Linked DNA regions of Homo sapiens: region 1 is linked to region 2. A link is an interaction called in ENCODE POLR2A ChIA-PET data of the cell type or tissue named here. Cell type or tissue: PC-3. All regions are shown on one strand.

Region 1 (4,000 bases), 77 kb before region 2:
TAATAACCTCAGACTTTTAAAATGTATGTTATTTGGGTACTTCTATTAAATGTTGCCTTTTGTCTAAATAAAATCCACAGGAATTAAATCAACAACTAGAAAAAAGAAAAGAAATGGAAGAACGTGAAAAAAGAAAGATAATTGCTGAAGAAAAGCACAAGGAATGGGTTCAGAAAAAGAATGAGCAAGTAAGGAGGGGAAAATGGATACACACATTGACATCTCTTTTGCAAAATATTTCTTCCTATTATACTTCATTACCTAGGTTTTAAAAAATACTTCTCTTAGAGTCTTTCTTCTTTGGCTTGTTTTGTTTTTCTATCCTGGTGGACATTTATCAAGTCTCTATCTTCTGCCCTTTGCCCTCTACTTTTCTCCTTTTTCCCTCCTGTGGCTTGCACTAATATTTGCCTGCAGGCAGTCACCAAGTCTGTATTTCTAGGCCTGACCTTTTGGATCCTTATGGCAAGTGCCTCCAAGTCTGCAAATCTAAAACAACCCATTTTGCCCATTTCTCCTTCGTAAATCCATCCTCCCATTTCTCTGTTTCATTCAGCTGTCTTCTCGGTCATCAAGGCTTAATTAGAATTCTTCTGTTGTTCCTAATCATCTCCTCCTTTTCTTTACAATTACTACTCCCCTGTTTGTGATCTCTTTCCATTATATCTTTCAACTTGTTGTTTACTTCTTATACTGGATTGTAAGCTACATAAGGGCAGGGATTTTTGCCTCTTTTGTTCAGTTTTCCAGGAGCTAGATGAATACCTGCGCATGATATATGTCCAAAAATAGTTTAATTGAGTGAAGATGTTCATTGAATGGCTGCATTTTTTCCTTTTAATTTTAATATATTCTTCTATGGATCACACACATTCGAAATTTTAAAAATACTTATTCTGTGGTCAATTTGTCTTCTGTTGTGATTTTTACATATTTAGAGTGGTACTGCTTTTATTATTATAATCCAGTTTTACAAATGTGGAAAAATGTTTAAATTGTAGGACAATATTTTAAATTTTAATTCTAACTTTTTATCTTTATTGTTGAATCTAATGCCTAATGGTATTAATAAGAGTACTAAGTAAATAATTTCAGTAAATTGAAGATGATATAACCTTCTTCATCCAAGTATTATAAGAAGGAAATTGGTTAGATGTATGTGTGTTATAACCATATTTGTTTAGAAGTCAATTACTTTGTTTTTTTAAAAAAGTTTACTTCATCCCATGATATAACATGAAAGAGATCTTTGTGAATAAATTCAAAAATCAAAATAAATCTCTGTGACTGTTATAAAACTTTGGGTAATATCTTTTTGAAATTTGTAACTATAAAACAAAATTATTTTACACATGCAGAATAGTTTGCTCTTTCCTCTAAAAGTCCTTCTTATCTTCTAACTCCATTAAGCTAATTTTACCATGCCAATCAAACCTAGTTGTTGTTTGTCTAGGAATGTAAGATACTTCTGGGAGACAATATATTCACTGTTTTAATTAGTGGCAGTAGACCTAATCCAATTATTTGAAGAAAAAAAAAATTATTTCTTTTGGAGGGAAGTGGCTTGCCCTGACATAAATCACTAGTTATTGAAGGCAAAATTCCGTAATGTTGAGAATTATTTAAAAATAAAACTGAGACGTTATATTTACCTGTTCTGCAGAACTCTTGTTCATGTTAAGGAATAATTGATTATTCTTTTTTTTTTTTTTTTTTCTTTAAGACCTATCAGATTTCTTCTTTCAGACATAGTTACATTTACCTCTATTTGTAAAGACTGCTCTCCTGGTTCTTCTCTTCCTGTCTGGCATCTAGCTTTTTTCTCCTCTGTTTACATTTCATGGTGTGTGGTCCTCAGCTGCCTCCAGCTTCATTCACATTTTAGCTGTATCTGTGGCTGCTATTTTCTCTAAGTCATATTCACTGTGTTTTATCAAAAAATCAGACACAAAGAATTTATGCATTCATTAGCAAAGCTAGTTTCTTATAATATGACTGTAAATTCTTAAGTGCTTTTAAAATAAATGTTCTATCTCATCTGGTACTCCTAACATTTGTGTTGCCGTGGTAATTTATTTTCTGGATGTGTTTATTACAGTGTTATCACATATTTTGTAAAAGGTCCTTTACTTTTAATGTTTTTAAAAATTATTTAAAAATAAAATCGTTTTTCGTTCTCAAAACACAACTGATTTTCTAATGTAAGACATTAATTCAGATCAACAAGGTATATGATGGATAACACTGTTATCATTGCATTATTCATGCTTTCAACAAATATTTACTCAGCTTTTACTGTGTGCGAGGCACTATTGGAGAAAGCAAAACAGAAATCCAGAAACTTTAAGTAGCCAATTGTTATGTTAGTTTCCTTTAGTTGTATGAAACAAAGGTTCTCTCGGTGCAGCGTCTTTAAAAAAGGAAGATTTATTGTTGTGCTCTGTGTGGTGTAGAACTAGCGTGCCAGAAAATCTGAAGCCACTTAGTGGCTGGTTCCTCTCTCGGTAGTAGTGACTGCTCTGAGTGCCTGTTGTGTCTTCCTTTTGCTAACTAAAGGCATTCTGTTCACACTTCTTTAGTTTAAATCCTACAGAAGTCTGTCTGATTTTTTTTCAGAATTAATTCTATTGAGCTGTAGTTTGCATACAATAAAATACAACTATTTTAAGTTTGATGACTTTGGCAAATTTAGGTACCCATGTAACCATCACCATTAAAGATACAGAACATTTCCATCACCCCAGAGAGTTTCCTTTTGCCCCTTTGCATTCACCCCCACTCCCTGCCCCCAGCCAGCCTCAGCTCCAAGGAAACCATTAATCTGCTTTCTGTACTTGTAGATTAGAGTTGCCTTTTCTATAATTTCATATAAATGGAATGATAGAATATATAGTCTTTTGTGTTGGTCTTTTGTTTTAAAACTTATCCTGATATTTCATGTATTATTCCTTTTTATTGCTGACTATAGTATTCTATGAAATACATTTCATAGAATATGTTTATCTGTTTCATTCAATTTCATAGAAATTGTTTATCTGTTCACTAGTTGATGGACAATTGAGTTGTTTTCAGTTTGGGATATTATGAATAAAATTCTGTGACCACTCATGTACAAGTCTTTTTGTGGACACTTGTTTTCATTTCTCTTGTGTGAATGCCTAGGAACTAAATTACTGGGCTATATGGTAAGTATGTGTTTAACTTTATAAGAAATTGCCAAACATTTGTCTAAAGTACATGTACCATTTTACATCTCCACTACTATTATAATAAGAAAGTTCCAGTTGCTCCACATCTTTGGCAGATTTGGTATGGCCAATCTTTTTCATTTTAAGTCCTTCTAGTGAGTGTGGAGTGGTATGCCATTGTTTTAATTTTCATTTCCCTGAGATCTGATGATGTTTAGCGTATTTTCATAAGCTTATTATATTAGTCTTCTAGAGCTTCCATAACAAAATACCACAAATTGGGTGGTTTAAACAACAGAAATATATCTTTACTCACAGTTCTGGAGACTGGAAATCAAGATAAAGGCATCTGTAGGTTTGGTTTCTCCTGTGGCCTCTCTCCACGGCTGTCTTTTTATGTCCCCACAGGGCTTTTCTCTGTTCACATATATCCCTGGTGTCTCTTCCTCTTCTTGTAAGGACACCAGTCCTATTGAATTAGGGTCCTACCCTTATGACCTCATTTAAACTTGATTACCTCTTTAAAGATGCAATCTCCAAATACAGTCACATTGAGGATTAGGGATTCAACATAGGAATTTGGGAGAGGGGCAGGAATACAATTCAGTCCATAACATATATTGACCATTTCTACATCTCTTTTGTTGTTGGCTTGTTTTGTGTTGTTGGCTTGTTTTGTGTTGTGTTAAGTCATTTGCCCATTTTTGAAGGGGTTGTATGGCTTATTATTAAGATATGAGAATTTGTATATTCAGACTATAAGTCTCTTCTCAGATATATGTATTGCAAATATTTCTTCCCATTTAACTTTT
Region 2 (4,000 bases):
AGTGTACCTCCTCAGGTGGGTCCCTGACCCCCGTGCCTCCTGACTGGGAGACACCTCCCAACAGGGGTTGACAGACACCTCATACAGAAGAGCTCTGGCTGGCATCTGGTGGTTGCCCCTCTGGGACGAAGCTTCCAGAGGAAGGAATAGGCAGCAATCTTTGCTATTCTGCAGCCTCTGCCAGTGATACCCAGGAAAACAGGGTCTGGAGTGGACCTCCAGCAAACTCCAGCAGACCTGCAGCAAAGGGTCATGACTATTAGAAGGAAAACCAACAAACAGAAAGGAATAGCATCAATATCAACAAAAAGGATGTTCATATAAAAACCCCATCTGAAGGTCACCAGCATCAAAGATCAAAGGTAGATAAATCCATGAAGATGAGAAAACACCAGTGCAAAAAGTTTGAAAATTCAAAAAACCAGAATGCCTCTTTTCCTCCAAAGGATCACAACTCCTCACCAGCAAGGGAACAAAACTGGACAGAGAATGAGTTTGATGAATTGACAGAAGTAGGCTTCAGAAGGTGGGTAATAACAAACTCCTCTGAGCTAAAGAAGCATGTTCTAACCCAATGCAAGGAAACTAAGAACCTTGAAAAAAGGTTAGACGAATTGCTAACTAGAATAACAGGTTTAGAGAAGAACATAAATGACCTGATGAAGCTGAAAAACACAGCACTAGAACTTCATGAAGCATACACAAGTATCAACAGCTGAATCAATCAAGCAGAAGAAAGGATATCAGAGATTGAAATTCAACTTAATGAAATAAAGCATGAAGACAAGATTAGAGAAAAAAGAATGAAAAGGAATGAACAAAGCCTCCAAGAAATATGGGACTATGTGAACAGACCAAACCTATGTTTGATTGGTGTACTTGAAAGTGACGGGGAGAATGAAACCAAGTTGGAAAACACTCTTCAGGATATTATCCAGGAGAATTACCCCAACTTAGCAAGATAGGCCAACATTCAAATTCAGGAAATACAGAGAACACCACAAAGATACTCCTCGAGAACAGCAACCCCAAGACACATAATTGTCAGATTCACCAAGGTTAAAATGAAGGAAAAACTGTTACGGGCAGCCAGAGAGAAAGGTTGGGTTACTAACAAAGGGAAGCCCATCAGACTAATAGTAGATCTCTCTGCAGAAACCCTGCAAGCCAGAAGAGAGTGAAGGCCAATATTCAACATTCTTAAAGAATTTTCAACCCAGAATTTTATATCCAGACAAACTAAGCTTCATAAGCAAAGGAGAAATAAAATCCTTTACGGACAAACAAATGCTGAGAGATTTTGTCACCACCAGGCCTACCTTACAAGAGCTCCTGAAGGAAGCATTAAATATGGAAAGGAAGAACCGGTACCAGCCACTGCAAAAACATACCAAATTGTAAAGACCGTTGATGCTATGAAGAAACTGCATCAACTAACGAGCAAAATAACCAGCTAGCATTATAGTGACAGGATCAAATTCACACATAGCAATATTAACCTTAAATGTAAATGGGCTAAATGTCCCAATTAAAAGACACAGACTGGCAAACTGAATAAAGAGTCAAGACCCATCAGTGTGCTGTATTCAGGAGACCCATCTCACGTGTAAAGACACACATAGGCTCAAATAAAGGGATGGAGGAATATACACCAAGTGAATGGAAAGCAAAAAAAAGCAGGGGTTGCAATCCTAGTCTCTGATAAAACAGATTTAAGCCAACAAAGATCAAAAAAGACAAAGAAGGGCATTACATAATGGTAAAGGGATCAATGCAACAAGAAGAGCTAATTATCCTAAATATATATGCACCCAACACAGAAGCACCCAGATTGATGAAGCAAGTTCTTAGAGACTTACAAAGAGACTTAGACTCCCACACAATAATAGTGGGAGACTTTAACACCCCACTGTTAATATTAGACAGATAAACAAGACAGAAAACTAACAAGGATGTTCAGGACTTGAACTCAGCTCTGGACCAAGTAAACCTAATAGATATCTACAGAACTCTCCACCCAAAATCAACAGAATATACATTCTTCTCAGCACCACGTCACACTTATTCTAAAATTGACCACATAATTGGAAGTAAAACACTCCTCAGCAAATGCAAAAGAAGAGAAATCCTAACAAACAGTCTCTCAGACCAAAGTGCAATCAAATTAGAACTCAGGATTAAGAAACTCACTTAAAACCTGACAACTACATGGGAACTAAACAACTTGCTCCTGAGTGACTACTGGGTAAATAACGAAATGAAGGCAGAAATAAATTAGTTATTTGAAACCAATGAGAACAAAGACACAACATACCAGAATCTCTGGGACACAGCTAAAGCAGTGTTTAGAGGGACATTTACAGCACTAAATGCCCACAGGAGAAAGCAAGAAAGATCTAAAATCGACACCCTAACATCACAATTAAAAGAACTAGAAAGGCAAGAGCAAACAAATTCAAAAGCCAGCAGAAGGTAAGAAATAACTAAGATCAGAACAGAACTGAAGGAGATAGAGACACGAAAAACCCTTCAAAAATCAATGAATCCAGGAGCTGGTTTTTTTGAAAAGCTTAGCAAAATAGATAGACTGCTAGCCAGACTAATAAAGAAGAAAAGAGAGAAGAATCAAATAGACACAATAAAAAATGATAAAAACGGATATCACCACTGACCCCACAGAAATACAAACTACCATCAGAGAATACTATAAACACTTCTATGCAAGTAAACTAGAAAATCTAGAAGAAATGGATAAATTCCTGGACACTTACACACTCCCACCTTATACAAAGACTCCCAAGACTAAACCAGGAAGAAATCAAATCGCTGAATAGACCAATTACAAGTTCTGAAATTGAATGAGTAATTAATAGCTTACCAACCAAAAAAAGCCCAGGACCAGACAGATTCACAGCCAAATTCTACCAGAAGTACAAAGAGGAGCTGGTACTATTCCTTCTGAAACTATTCCAAATAATAGAAAAAAAGGGAATCCTCCCTAACTCATTTTATGAGGCCAGCATCATCCTGATACCAAAACCTGGCAGAGACACAACAATAAAAGAAAATTTCAGGCCAATACTCCTGATGAACATTGATGTGAAAATTCTCAATAAAATACTGGCAAACCGAATCCAGCAGCACATCGAAAAGCTTATCCACCATGATCAAGTCGGCTTCATGCCGGGATGCAAGGCTGGCTCAACATATGCAAATCAATCAATGTAATCCATCACATAAACAGAAACAACGACAAAAACCACATGATTATCTCAATAGATGCAGAAAGGCCTCCAATAAAATTCAACACCGCTTCATGCTAAAAACTCTCAATAAACTAGGTATTGATGGAATGTATCTCAAAATAATAAGAGCTATTTATGACAAACCCACAGCCAATATCATATTGAATGGGCAAAACCTGGAAGCATTCCCTCTAAAAACCAGCACAAGACAAGGATGCCTTCTCTCACCACTCCTATTCAACATAGTATTGGAAGTTCTGGCCAGGGCAATCAGGCAAGAGAAAGAAATAAAGCGTATTCAAATAGGAAGAGAGGAAGTCAAATTGTCTCTGTTTGCAGATGACATGATTGTATATTTAGAAAATCCCATCTCAGCCCAAAATCTCCTTAAGCTGATAAGCAACTTCAGCAAAGTCTCAGGATACAAAATCAGTGTGCAAAAATCACAAGCATTCCTATACACCAATAACAGGCAAACAGAGAGCCAAATCATGAGTGAAATCCCTTTCAGAATTGGTACAAAGAGAATAAAATACCTAGGAATACAACTTACAAGGGATGTGAAGGGCTTCTTCAAGGAGAACTACAAACCACTGCTCAAGGAAATAAGAGAAGACACAAACAAATGGAAAAACATTCCATGCTCATGGATAGGAAGAATCTATATCGTGAAAATGACTATACTGCCCAAAGTAATTTATATATTCAATGCTATCCCCATCAAGCTACAAATGACTTTCTTACAGAATTAGAAA

The links. ChIA-PET counts read pairs that join two places held together with the same protein. Peaks named below come from ENCODE experiments on the same cell type or tissue, not always from the same donor. Only the 100,000 strongest peaks of a DNase experiment are listed, where the experiment ranks them.
Region 1: POLR2A ChIA-PET joins it to region 2 with 5 read pairs; 3 of 35 experiments call an interaction of 5 or more read pairs at or near these places.

Annotation. Positions count from the first base shown.
Region 1 is chr11:27,346,520-27,350,519 of GRCh38, reverse strand. It overlaps CCDC34 (coiled-coil domain containing 34), which reads left to right. Exons shown (of 6, transcript NM_030771.2): 3 at 81-188. Among named protein-coding and RNA genes, the nearest start is that of CCDC34, 15 kb to the left of the region's middle. In PC-3, no CTCF peak of the experiment used is centred here; no DNase peak of the experiment used is centred here; H3K4me3 peaks cover 533 bases; H3K27ac peaks cover 629 bases.
Region 2 is chr11:27,269,408-27,273,407 of GRCh38, reverse strand. No RefSeq gene overlaps it. Among named protein-coding and RNA genes, the nearest start is that of BBOX1-AS1, 53 kb to the right of the region's middle. In PC-3, no CTCF peak of the experiment used is centred here; no DNase peak of the experiment used is centred here.